Linked DNA regions of Mus musculus: all the other regions are linked to region 2. A link is a contact called in ENCODE Hi-C data. All regions are on one chromosome and are shown on one strand. The core of a region is the stretch at or near the end of the contact, and the rest is flanking DNA. Distances in the headings are between cores, read along the strand shown.

Region 1 (4,156 bases), core at 550-3,049, 7.9 Mb after region 2:
TTTATCACAAGATTTCATCCTTTCTAGAACTATGAACATCCACCTTTCTTTCTTTCTTCCTTTCTTTCTTTCTTTCTTTCTTTCTTTCTTTCTTTCTTTCTTTCTTTCTTTCTTTCTTTCTTTCTTTCTTTCTTTTTCTTTCCTTTTCTTTTTCTTTTTTTTTTCTTTCTTTTTTTTCCTTTATTTTTTTGTTTTGTTTTGGTTTTTTTTTTTTTTCGAGACAGGGTTTCTCTGTGTACCCCTGGCTGTCCTGGAACTCACTCTGTAGACCAGGCTGTCCTCGAACTCAGACATCCGCCTGCCTCTGCCTCCCGAGTGCTGGGATTAAAGGCGTGCGCCACCACGCCCAGCTATGAACATCTTTCTATAGTGGCACATAACCCTCTCTCTCCTATCCCAGATCTCTAGCTCAGTATGGATTCTACTTCAGAGGCGCTAGGATTACAGGTGTCTACCATATATGCCCAGTTGATGTGGTACTGGGTATCGAACCCCGGTCCTTTGGCATACCAGGCAAGCATTCTATTAGCTGAGCCACACCCCCAGCCCGCATAGACACATGTCATGCCTGTGATCAAGCTGCCTGCCAGATGCTCTTTTAAGGATGATCCCTGAGGTGAAGTGCAGTGATCTTTACTGATGATGGTGATAGTCTACGTTTGTGGACCAACAGCCTGATCTAAGATGGTGCTTGCCATTCTCCCCACTGAACTGAGCTGAACCTAGCAGCTTGTGCCAAACACGCAGGGCATGGCAGCATTGGTGATGTATCATCCTAGATCACCTTACAGAACCTCTTTGGCTTCCATCTTGGAGTCCTCTCTTGCTGCGCAGGAAGTTGGCTGACATGGCGGAAGCTAGCATTTACTGAAGTCCACGTGGCTGGGACGGTGAGGACTGAGGTCCTCTGCCGGATAGCAGCCATGAGAATCAATATCCAAGCAGGTCCTCCCTTAGCTAGGACCCCGGGCTGTGACTGCGGCCCCAGCTGACATAGCTGCAGCTCATAAGCGACTTGAACCACAGGCACCCAGAGATGGCTGAAAGCTGATCAGCCTTGGCAAAGTATTTTGCTTTGAGTATGGAATGCCCCCCCCATGTGTTTGAACACGTTGTTTCCAACTGGGGGTGCTATCTGGGAAGGTTGGGGAACCTTTAGGAGGTGATGCCTCCCTAGGTGAGATTATAAGTTTTATAGCCCCGCCCTACTTCTGTTCGCTCTCTGTTTCCTGATTGTGGAGGTAATGGGACCAGATGCCTCTTTCCTGGTGCTGCCGTGATTTCCCTGCCATAGTGGACTGTATCTCCCCCGACTGTAGGCTCCCCCCAAACTCTCCCTGCTTCCTCCTTCAGGTATTTTAGTCACAACAATGAGAAAGGTAACTAATCCTTGGAGCTGTAAATAGGCTGTGGGTAATGTGTTACACAGCAACAGAGGGCTAATGCAGCCAGCCTTTCTGAGCACTTAGCGTGAGCCATGAAGACTGCTGGGTACTGTGCCCCGTCTCTCTAGCATATCACAACAGCTGGACAAGTCAGGACACTCAGTGGAAATGGCAGAGCCCGAATTCATACACAGATGGACTTATACAACCAGTTGGGCTTCCAGCTGCATCAGGCCACGGGTCTGACACACAGTAGGCATCCTATAACTACCAGTTGAGCTGAGCTGTGTTGGCATGTGGGCCTGGGGTGGGGGTGGGGGTGGAGTGACAGCCTGAAAGCAGCTAACTTCAGAGGCCATGGACAGCTCTAGCTGTGTCAGCATGAGCTCTTACTCCTCGTGGTACAAAGAGGCCGCTTGTAAACAGCCAGTCTCTTCCTCTGAGGCAGGAAACGTGACAGACCAGCAAGCAGGAAGTCAAGGCCGGCTGTGATGAGGAGGCCAGGAAGATGGACCCGCTTGGTGATTTACAATGTCCACAACACATGAGGATAATATTCCATCTCTGTCAGTGAATTTGAGGTTTGGAGGGAGACAGATCTCTCTGACATCCCAGCTTCCAAGTTCATTCCAAGTCAGAGGCAAAGGGAACCAACTACATGTTACTTACAGAATGTGTCACTGATAGAAAAATGTCCCAGGATAGAGCTGCCTTCCAAGCCTGAAGCTCACAGTGGCAACATAAAGGCCTGACTCTTCCTGAGGTGTGGGGGACACTCTGCAGCCTTACCTCATTCTCTGTCCTGGGTGGGACATTTTCTAATAAATCTATGCCGTTGACGACAACGCTCTTCTTTTCTCTGATGGGGGCCTTAAATACCACTTTTGAAGACTTCTTATAGCCTTCCTTCAGAGACATCAGCACGGGATCTGGGGAGGCAATGGAGACACTGTCATCTAACAGGCTGGGCTATAGAGTGACATATCACTGTCCCAAGCTTGCTGGCTGTGTGGGAGGAAGGGCACACGTGGACAAGGGATCATGCGGAGGAAGCTAGCTGAGCTGGAGAGTAGCTCTTCTGTGGCTCCTGCGTGCCTGCCCACGCGCCCACCCGCCCGCCCGCCCGCCCGCAGAGGTACCTCGGTTGATGCCTCCCAGCCATTCATCAGGGGTCAGCGCTGGCTCTGTGCCTGGTGTCATGGGATAAATGTCCTCCTGGTAGGAATCTGACTGCACGGGGGAGGAAGAAGGGAAAGGATATCTGGGAACCGCTGGGAAAGCCGGGACCATCTAGCTAGGCGCACCCCTACCATTCCACCTCAAAGTCTTTGTCCTCCCCGGGCCTCCCTTCGAGAACTGACCCCTTTCATGCAAACCAACCATCCCTACCTGAGAGTGTCCTCCGCCCCCTACTTCAGGTGGAGCCTGAATATTCTAGTCCCGACACCTCCTTTATCTGGGTTCATCTGGGCTTCTGGTTAGTAAGATTGAACATGGGGCCCTTTGCAGCCCAACCCAGTCCCACTCACCCTCCGGGGTACAATCATGGAGATGGGTTCAATCAGGCCCTTGAGGGTCACCAGCTTGTAGAAGCGGAAGACCTCGCAGGCAGACACATCCAACCCATGCTTGGGCATGACACCTAGAGAGACACGGGGCTTTATGGGGACCTCTCTGTCCCTGCTCACGGTCTGACATTCTCAGGCTGGCTGCAGTTTGGGTGCAAAGACCCACCCAGAGGACAGAGGGTGGTCATGATGTCTTGAGTCGGCCTCTGACTGATGATAGTCACTATTTGCCAGGGGAGGGGGCAGGCAAGGTTAAGGTCATGTATCCCAGGCTGGCCTCAAACTCAAGACACAAACTTAACAAGGCTGCAGGGCCTAGCACCTTCTGGAATGAACTGTCTTCCCTCTGCTTCTTTGTCTCAGTCTGCAGAGAACAGAGAGGAGGGCAAAGCCACTCTCCACTCCAGAGGTTTCAACACGGTCCAAGAGACAGCTTGCTGTTGATCTTCTAGAAGCAGCAGTACCTACATGTGTTGTCTGCACTTCACTAGCCAGACTGTCCCGAGCAGCTTCGCCTCCTGAGTAGGCAGAGCTTGCACAGTGCTAGGAGCTCAGCTTGGACTTCTATAAATGGGATTTGAACGGGGACTCTGCCCCTTTTCCACACAGGAGTTCTTGGGTGAGTCACTAACTCTGAACTTTTGCTTCGTTAGGCAGAAGTGGCCCCGCCCCGTGTGAGGTCATGGAAGAGCAAAGCACGTAGATGATTGGCACCTTCCTGTGCCAAGTACAGACAGACCATGTGTCTTTCCTGTAGTGTAAATCTGAGTGAGGGCTCTAGGTCTTTCCAACTGGGATGGAAGCTGCTCTTCCAAAAAGATTTCTACAATACGCTCCCTTCCACCCATCTCTCCTCCCTCCCTCCCTCTCTCTCTCTCCCTCTTTATTGAGACAGGGTCTCTCTGCATAGCCCCTGGTCTACCCTCAAATTCACAAGTCTTCTGTTCCAAGTCTCTCTGGGTGCTGGGGTCCAAGGAAAATGGTGGAGCTCTTGCTTGCCCTGCTAGACCTGGCCAGTTCTCCAGCTGAGGCTATAGACCTGGCTTCAGAGCCACTGAACCTCCTCCCACCATGTGAACCCCACTGTGGAGTGAGTCTCTGCATCTACAGCTGAGGAGGAAGCCAGAGCCCATACCCTGCAGGCTGCTGCTGACAGAGATAGCCAAGCTGGTGCCATGAGTGACAGGCTGGGTACAGAGGAGC
Region 2 (4,214 bases), core at 1,045-3,544:
TCACGTATTTTATTCCAAATAAAGGAGCTACTGTTCAAAGGAATTAACTCATTTGACCTCTCTAACAACAAGTTGCTATGGTTTGGATGTGGCTTGTGCCCTAAGGAGTTATGTGTTGGAAGCCTCAGCGTGTCAATGTTTGGAGGTGGTGCAACCCTAAAGGGTGGTTAGAAGAAGAATGTCATTGGGGAGTATTGTCCATGGAAGGGATTGACTAATTCAGTTTTATGGGACCCTAGAGAGTTATAAATAGAGTGAGTTATTCTAAAAGAGCTAGCCTGGTCCCAAGTGATGGCTCCTTCTCAGTCATGTCCCCATGATGGCACCCACCACCCTGTGATATAGCTAAGGAGGCCTCTGACAGAGCCCGGAAGGGTAGAGCTACCCAATCTTGGCCTTCTAGCATTTACAACTATGAATTAAATAAATCTTTTTTTCTTTACAAAGTAGCCAGTCTCTGGTATTCCACTGCAGCAATAGAAAATGAACTAATATATGGGTCATATTATCATCCTCATTTCAATGATGAAGACACTGAAGTTAATAAGTTATAATATTTGGTTAAGGGTCAACACAGTTATCAAGCCAGAATCCGAACCATGGAAATGTGGCTGTGACATCTTCCCCTTCTTTTTCCGTAAATGGTTTTAATTGAAGTGGGACATGTAATTAGCAAAGAGCATAAGCTATGCTCCCATGAATTTTCATAGTGAGCACACCCCCCAGATGAGAAAGTGGAAACACACCAGCCCTTGACAGCTCCTCATCTGTTCCTAGAAGTCCATAAACACTGCCCCCCTGCACCACCACAGCCTCTGCTGTCTTAATTTTTAGCATCCTTGATTAGTTCTGCCCTGCTTTGAATGTATGTAAATGATCTTTCATCCTTTACCGCTTTGCTCCTACTCATTATAACGGCCCCGGAGCCAAACAATAGCCTCTAATTCCCAGTGTATGAGGAAACCGAGCTATCTCCAATGGCTCAACAACCTTCTGATACCCTAGGCCAAAATGTGATAGAATTGGGATTCTAACCCATGTCTGGGGGGGGGGGGGGCGGTGCTAATGCTTCTGCCACCTCAGCTTCAGTTTCTGCTGTAGAATGCTGACACCAGGATTGGGAATATTTGTGTGAATAAAGTGTTCTACCGCCTGCCCTAAATGGATGCCAAAATCCTGTCATTGAATTACTTTCCCCATAGTTGGCAACAGTCTTTCCTCACCAGGTACTTGGCTTCCTCCTTCAAAGATCCATGGTCACTCTTGGGCAAGACTGACTACTACCCATGACATGCAGCCAACACACTCTGTCTCCATCTCCCTGCTCCCCGCAGGCTGGGCTCATCTGGTGTGGTGTTACACAAGCAATCACACACATTTATTGTTTATCTACTGCCATTAGTAGTAAGTGCTTCTCTGGGAGTGTGGAGATGACTTGTCAGGTAAAGTGCTTGCTTCACAAGCATGAAGACCTGAATTTGTAGCCTCAGCACCCACATAAAAGCTGGACACACTGAGAGGCGGAGACAGGAATCCCAGGAACTTGCTGGCCAGACAGCCTACCTGAAACAGCAGTTCCAGGTTCAATGAGAGACTCTATCTCAAAAAGTAAGGTGGACACCAATAGAGGAAGACACCCGATATCAACCTCTAATTTCCAGACTTATGCATGGGTAAATACCTGTGTGTGTGTGTGTGTGTGTGTGCGCACGTGAGTGAGCGCTTTCTCTCTTTCTCTCTCATTCTCTCTCTCTCTCTCTCTCTCTCTCTCTCTCTCACACACACACACACACACACACACACACACACACACACACCACACAGAGAGTTGTCTTGTTCCCAGATTTATATGGTACACAGCAGGTACCTGATACAATCTGAAGTAAAAGGTAAAATTAATCAGCATGGAATTTCCCCACCAAAACACAAAAGCCCCAGTGAAGGAAGGATACAGTGAATTTAAATCCAGAGCTCTGTTCACAGGGGCAGTGCTGTGACTGCATCTTATGTCTGCTTTTCCACTGAGGCAAAGACTGGAGGTTGGGAAAAAAGAGGTCACAGGCATCAGCTTTTCTGCTGGCCCAGAGATCATGGAAATCCTGCCTGATCCTTACCAGGCTGCTACGATAGCCTCCTGCTAGTGACTCTAGCAGCCAAAATGCCTGGTCCCAAAGCTTCACACAGGAGAGCCATCTAATAGGACTCCTGTGTGCCACGGGCATTGAGAAGGGTGTGAGCACAGGCAAATGAGCTGCATCACGCATAGATATAAAGGACTGCAGCCATCAGGATTCACATATCATCAGTGCTCACCAGGATGGAGGGCGGCCCAGAGCAGCTCCATCTGGGCAAGGCACTGGAGGAGGCAGGGGGTGGGCGGGCCTTGGCTGAAATCCAAGAGCTGGCTCTGAAGTGGTTCATGGAGACACAGGCCCCCTCTATCCTACAGAATGGAGTTCTGCCCCCCTGGTTTCATGGATTCATCACTCGCAAGTAAGGCTGCCCCTGACCACAAGACCAGCATGATCTGCAGCTCCTCAGGGCTGGGAATATGGCCCAAGGACTCCAGAACCTTGGGCTCCTGACCTTTCCCTCACTAAGCAGGACCCTGGGGTAGAAGGGACAGATTGTAGAAGCTTTTGAAGGCACATATGGAGGGCATTTGCCTAGCGGGATCTTGGGTAGTTGCAGCTGTGGGAAGAACCACAGTGGACTGAGTAGGAGCTAGGCATGTTTAGATGAGTTCTGAGTATCTTGGTGAAAGTTAGAAGACCATGCCATGTGCCAGCACTGGAATGTTATTGTAATTGAGGTAGAAAACTGTCCAGGAAACCTAGACACATGATTATCCTGGCATAGAGGCAAGGATGTGAGACTTGGCATTGTGGTTGAGAGAGATCTTCAAGCTTCCCAAGTACTAGATGGAAAAAGGAATGAGAAACAAAGCCCACCAACCAGGTCCTGACCCAGTGTCTAACACAGCACCGGGGACAGCTTTGCGGACCACACGAGGCTGTGTTCAGGGGACCTGCAGCTGTCTTAATGCTCTGTGTTATGTCTTGATGCCCTTTGTTTGGAAATAAGGGGTCCCATATATTCATTTGGCACAGATCCCTGAAAATTATGAAGGTAGTTCTAGTGATGTAGTGATGTATTTGGTGAGTAAGTGGGTAAGGAATTATATGATCTGTGTTCTTCCAAGCCAAAGGAAAAAAATACTAGAATTTTCCATTGTACCTCAAAAACACTTGGTATCATGTAGAAGGACCCGAAGGGATGGTAGTGATTTTTTTTAAGCTCCTCTTGTAACCAAGCTTGAGACACAACAGCAGCTCTTTGCTACAGACACTCTTATGTAGTGTGCCTCTTGCACAACTACACACTTAGTCCCAAGACAGGGATCCCTACTGATGTGAAAGTTCCTGGTATAGTTCTTTCTATACAGTTATCTGAATAGAGAGCTGGAAGCTGCAGGTTGTGTCTATTGCTCCTGCTGACAAGGCTACATTGCAGGGTGGAAGGTGCCTGTCGCCTGGGGACTCACATTCAACGACAGACTGTCTTTAGTTTGCTCACTTGAGCCAGAACCAACCACAGACTGCACCTTGAAGGCCTCAGAGTCAGTCAAAGAGCTCAGAAGGTTCTCTATCAAGGGCTGAAAATCTGTCTCAATTTAGAACTCTAGGCCACTGTCTGAAAGGATCCTGAAGCAGATCCAATTCAGGCTGCTTGGTTACTGTGAGGGTACAGGTCCCAGTTAATGGTGTGTCCTCTGTCCAGGCAAACAGAGCAGCTACTCAGGGACAAAGCCCTCGGTTCCTTCCTCATCCGCCTCAGTGACCGGGCTGTCGGCTACATCTTGTCTTATAGGTAAGTGGGAAGCCCTCTATGAAGAGACAGGTAGCCTAGGGGTTCCATAACCCAGAACCTGCTGATGAGCACAGAGGTTCAGAAACCCACTATCTGGTTTTCTCTGGGCCCTGACGCCATAGTTCAGTCATCCTCTGCTTGGCCAACCCTTTCAGAGCACCAACACTATCAGCCAGGGATGTTGCTGCAGCCTTCAAAGGGATGAAGGGAGCCAGATGAAACATCTTCCCGGTGGGTGCAGATGAACTCTAAGTCCAGTGGCAGAGGAACAGGCTTGCTAGTGGGAAGAGGGCATGGTTGGGTATAAAGTCTTTCTACTAAGTGGACTGGCATGAGCGTAAGTA
Region 3 (4,681 bases), core at 1,114-3,613, 7.9 Mb after region 2:
AGAGCCAGTAGTAAAAACATCTCAACCTAGCTTCACTAACAACCTTACTTTTCCAAATGTTTTCTAAGGGTGGAAGACATCGCTGACAATCTACATCTCTGAGTTCTTCTCTAGGGTGGTGACAGAATTACAATCTGCTCCAGCAGCAGTGCCTGAAAGAAGTCAAGCATCAGGACTGCGAATGCCAGAGATACTGCCCAGGGAGGGCCTGGACGCCTCCTTAGAGGTTTCATACAATTCCTAGATGAAGAGGGATATGAGGGCAGCAGGCAGAGCAGAGCCCCATAACAGCATGAAGTCCTCAGGACACGTGGCCCTCGGGCTGTGACACACTGAGGCTCACCCATGTGGCTGTGGTAAGCCGTGGGCTGCACTCCATGAGTTCTAAGGCCATCTGTCTGTCCTCCTGCATGGCCTCCTGCAGGAAAGGACCAAGACCAGCAAAGGCTTCTTGGGGATGATGTTCCTAGCCCTGGTAGGAAACACTGTGTCTGGTATACCTGTGAACCTCCTAGACCGGCCTCTGTATGTATGCTGCACAGTGAGTTGACCCTTCAGGCTGGAATGGGCTGGTGGAGGAAGTTCAGGAGAACTTATGGCAGGAAGGCCAGTCAGAGGCTCCTTAAACACGGGCTGCAGGGCCAGGTGGGGAGGACTCTTCTGCATGTCTGAATGCTCAATGCCCAACTCGGGACACACAGAGAGTGTGCAATGGATCCAGACTGTTAGCCTGCCATGGTTCTGGGCCTCAGTTTTGTCCCCTATAGAAGCAAGGCCTTGGCGAGGCAGCAGGGCAGGAGTCTGGAAAGCTGCTTGCTACAGACTCCTGATGTAACCTCGGGTTCGGGGTCCAGCTCTTCAGGAGCAACTGAGCTTCGCCCTGGGCCTGTGGGCTCCAAGGCTAAAGTCCTAAGTACTGCACAGGTGTGAGCAGAAACCAGCGGGCTAAGGAGGCTCTGAGCCTGGCTTCTAGCAGGCCTGGCAGCTGCTGAAAAGCTTAGGTCCTCCCCTATCTCAGACTTAATCACCTGTCTACATCAGCAGCCTCCATCCAGGTGACCGGAGCCTTATGTCCCCCCAAAAGCTGGCTGAGGCCCCTTCAGACCCCCACCCCCATCCCCTGGATCCCAAAGGATCCTTGGATGGTTTGAGAAGCTCCGGCGGCAGAGTTAAGCTCACCCTGCCTTTCCTCCTTTATCTGTCCCAACCTCCCTCTGCAACCCTCTCTCCTGCTTACTCCCCGGTGACATCACCCACAGCTCCAACCAAGCTGGAGGACTCGCCTTTTCTTAGGCACCCTGCTTACTCCCTCCAGGCCTTGTTCTAGGCCAGGACTCTTCTTGGGTTCACTTTAACCCTTTCTCTTCTGGTTGAAGTGTAACCGTACTGACAGGAATGAAGCTATCCTAAAGAAACTTGTGCCCTCTTTCTGGTTATTAGACTGTTAAGAAAATGGCTCCTAACAAATTGGAATCCCCATAGGAATCTCATGTTGGGAGAAGCAAGAGTCTGAAACCTAGCGCCAGCCGTGAGTGGGTGGGGGTGGGGAGCTTATCTCTTCTATTTTTGGTTGTGAGCCCAGCCTTTAACTAAGGGCTGAGCCATCTCTCCAGCCCCGGGGAGCTTATCTCAAGGAAAGGTTTCATACAGTTTCCACAGCTTGTTTGGTCACCTTGAAGAAGAGACTGGAAGCCAGCATTGATGGGCCAGTGATGGACAGGACCATAGCTCACCAGGAATGCTATCTGAATAAATAATTTACCAAAGAAGTCTCCTTTCTCTGTGTTTCACTATTACCTTGTCTGTTTAATTGTTTAATTGAGGATGGGTGGCCCAGGCTCTCGCCCTAGTGAACAAACTCCCAGTCTTCCAGGACCAGCCCTCCCACGTTCCCTCCTCTGTATCTGGGTCTTCATTAGCTCCTCCCTCTTGTCTGTGCCCACAGCCTTTGTGGAGTCCTGACTCATCTCTATGTGTCTGTGGGCTCTGCCTCCCTGCTGGGGCTGTCTGCAGAGCAGGACTGAAGCAGCAAGCACCTGTGAGGTGCCAGGCACAGCGGTATGCATGGGCTTCTTCATATCCTGGTCACTATGCTGAGGAGGGCCCTGCTATTACTGCCTCTGAGATGAGCAGAGCCAGGGTCCGGAGAGGCGAAGCCATATGCCATTGGGCACCCAGCTAAGCAGCGGCACCGACGTCTCATCTCAAGGCCACCAGATTCCACAGTAGAGACTTTGGACCCCAGCATCCCATCAGGCTGTCCACCAGTGGGTACCGATCATGTGACTCCTGTAGCAGGGCTGAGCCTTGAGTTTGTCTGACCACACACCATGCATGTCTTGTGCATTGGCTACATCCAGGAGTAGGGAGCAACAGCAGATGGAGGAAGAGGCTGAGCTAACACAGGCCGGTCCTCCTGATTGTCTTTCCCTTTCCCAGCTGGGTCTTACGCTGTCCCTTCGTGCGCTGCCTGCCTCCCAGGGGGAGAGTGCATGTGGAGTCCTGAGGCCAGAGTGCATACAAGAGCCCAGAATCTCAAGACTGTCTGCTCACTGCTGGCTGGTGAGTCACTCAGCCCTTCCAGTAGGCTGGGACAGAGACAGATGCAGTCCTTGTCCTCCTGGGCTCCCTAGGTGGGGAGCAGCCTTGCCTGCCCTGAGCTTGCTGAGCCCTGAGCCTTTCTCCAGTTGACCATCATGTTTACCAGGCACCAGGAGCTCCATCTGCCTCCTTCCCAGCCTGGGGAGCAGCCAGTGATTCCTTGGGCTCTGTGGCCTTTCCTGGATCCACCTCCTGTCCACACATCTGCAGCTCTAGTCTTCCTGTGACCTGGCCCCTGATAGCTGTCCTGTGGTCACTTGGGTCCTGAAGCTGCTGAAGAAAGTAACAAAGCCAATAGAGTTCCTTCCCCACTTCCATTCACTGTCCCCACAGACATTTTCTGCCCTCAGGAATCTTTCTAGCCAGCCAAGCCCTGTCTGCTTTTCCAGTGCACCCTCCATCTCTTTGTTATGTAAGTTCTGAGCCTGCGATCTGATCTCACTCTCCACTTGGGAATTCATGGAGATGTTACTGTCTGTTTCTCCTTTTCCATCGTAATTATTCATTATCTATCTATCTATCTATCTATCTATCTATCTATCTATCTATCATCTATCATCTATCTAATCATCCAACTTTATATCCAGCCATTCAACCATCTCTCTATCAGTCATGCATCCAGACATCTAACCATCCATCCATGTGTGTATTCTTCGGTCTGTGCACATATCTAACTCGAGTTTTTCATTCAGTTCACAGCAAGAGGGTTTGTTTGTTTGTTTGTTTGTTTGTTTTAGATATGAGGTCTTGTGTTAGATGCCAGGGACTCAGAGCCAAATGGGCCATGCTCTCTTCCTTCTGGAGTTCAAGGTCCAGCTGGGGAACACAGGGAGACAGCTCTGAAGTTGTTTCCAGTTCTAGTATCCTGGGCTCATAACCTGTCCTCCGACTACGCCAGTGAGCACTAGGTAACCAGTGGCCTGGCTGGAGAGCAGAGGCTCCTTCACTTGGGAATAGAGGGAGCTCTTGTATCAGCTTGGCTGAGTCCTACTCTGTTCCATTGCCCCTCTGAGGCAGCTACACTGAGGAAGGATAGACAGGAAGCTGCACTGATGTCTGTGTCCCTGGATTTTCCAGTCGTTTTCTACCTTCATCTCTGGGGATTGAACTCGGGTCCTCATGCTTGCTCAGCAAGCCCTTAACCAAGTTGAGCAGTATCTCCAGTTTCTGCTCTTCCCTCCCATCTCCAGCTCCCTCTTCTCTCCACCCATCCGCTCTCGCCTCTGCTCTCTCTCCTATTTACTTCATCTTCCCACGAGGGGTAGAACGTGGAAAGTTGGGATTCAATATCCCCAAAGTGACCCTTGTCACCACAGTCCTTGAAGCCGCAGCTCCCAGATGATAAATGATGGGACATTTACCATGTGAGCCTGAAATGCTCAGGAGCCCTCCTCCCCTTGCTTCCTCTCCTTCCTCCTTTCTCCTCCCCATCTTCCTTTCCTTCACCATAGAGCACAGGCAGAGGCTGAATCACACACCTAAGTTTTTGGTTCTAATTCTCACCTACAAAGCAACACTTCCAAACTTGGAAGCACGGGGTGTGTCCAGCAGAGATCCTCTCCCTCAGTCCCTTCCCGACCCTTGTCTTGTCCTCTCTATTTTGGGACTGGTTGGAGAGGGAGGGAGGGGGCAAGGCTGAGAGGAGAAAGAGGTAGTGTGTATAGAGGCTCTCTAGGGGAAGCAGGGAGGTACATGCTCAGGGTTATGCCTGGGAAGCACCCATTGCTCAGCTCACCGAAGTGTCCTCGGAGCAAGAGGCGATGATGTTGTCAATGAAGGGGTTCCATTTGATGTCCAGCACGTTGCCCTGATGACCGCATACCTTGGGGTAGTTTGGCTCGATTCTGCCTGTCTGTAGGGAGAGACAAATCATTAGGTTGCTGTCCCCATTCAGAGTGGCTCAGAAAGGAAAGATCTTTGCTTGGACTCATCTGCTGGGGTGGGCTCCTCAGGCCCTTTACTTCCTTTCTGTGTCCTGATGGAAAGCCCTAGGCTGTTCTGACATCTGTGACTCAGGAAGCTGGTGGTTTTTCTCAGGAGGCTGGAGCCACAGCCTTAAACATTCTTAGGCTCTGATAAA

What was found. A loop is a pair of places that touch in the nucleus more often than their neighbours do.
Region 1: a loop to region 2 is called in a map of T-helper 17 cell, with 32 times the contacts of the local background. The contact joins the enhancer-like site here to the promoter of Sh2d7 in region 2. A Hi-C loop is called at or near these places in 3 of 37 maps with a recorded cell type or tissue (T-helper 17 cell and T-helper 2 cell).
Region 3: a loop to region 2 is called in a map of T-helper 1 cell, with 43 times the contacts of the local background. The contact joins the enhancer-like site here to the promoter of Sh2d7 in region 2. A Hi-C loop is called at or near these places in 2 of 37 maps with a recorded cell type or tissue (T-helper 1 cell and regulatory T cell).

The regions. Positions count from the first base shown.
Region 1 is chr9:62,423,617-62,427,772 of GRCm38, forward strand. Coro2b (coronin, actin binding protein, 2B) reads right to left here. Exons shown (of 12, transcript NM_175484.3): 9 at 2,915-3,027; 10 at 2,525-2,615; 11 at 2,175-2,314. Among named protein-coding and RNA genes, the nearest start is that of Gm40523, 10 kb to the left of the region's middle. Within about 2 kb of position 1,800, at least 1 of the 3 ENCODE cell types and tissues checked has a DNase peak (open chromatin) inside an H3K27ac peak, as active enhancers do.
Region 2 is chr9:54,531,829-54,536,042 of GRCm38, forward strand. It overlaps Sh2d7 (SH2 domain containing 7), which reads left to right and starts at 2,295. Exons shown (of 6, transcript NM_173778.4): 1 at 2,295-2,493; 2 at 3,781-3,870. The coding sequence starts at 2,318.
Region 3 is chr9:62,450,193-62,454,873 of GRCm38, forward strand. It overlaps Coro2b (coronin, actin binding protein, 2B), which reads right to left. Exons shown (of 12, transcript NM_175484.3): 3 at 4,337-4,453. Among named protein-coding and RNA genes, the nearest start is that of Gm40523, 37 kb to the left of the region's middle. Within about 2 kb of position 2,364, at least 1 of the 3 ENCODE cell types and tissues checked has a DNase peak (open chromatin) inside an H3K27ac peak, as active enhancers do.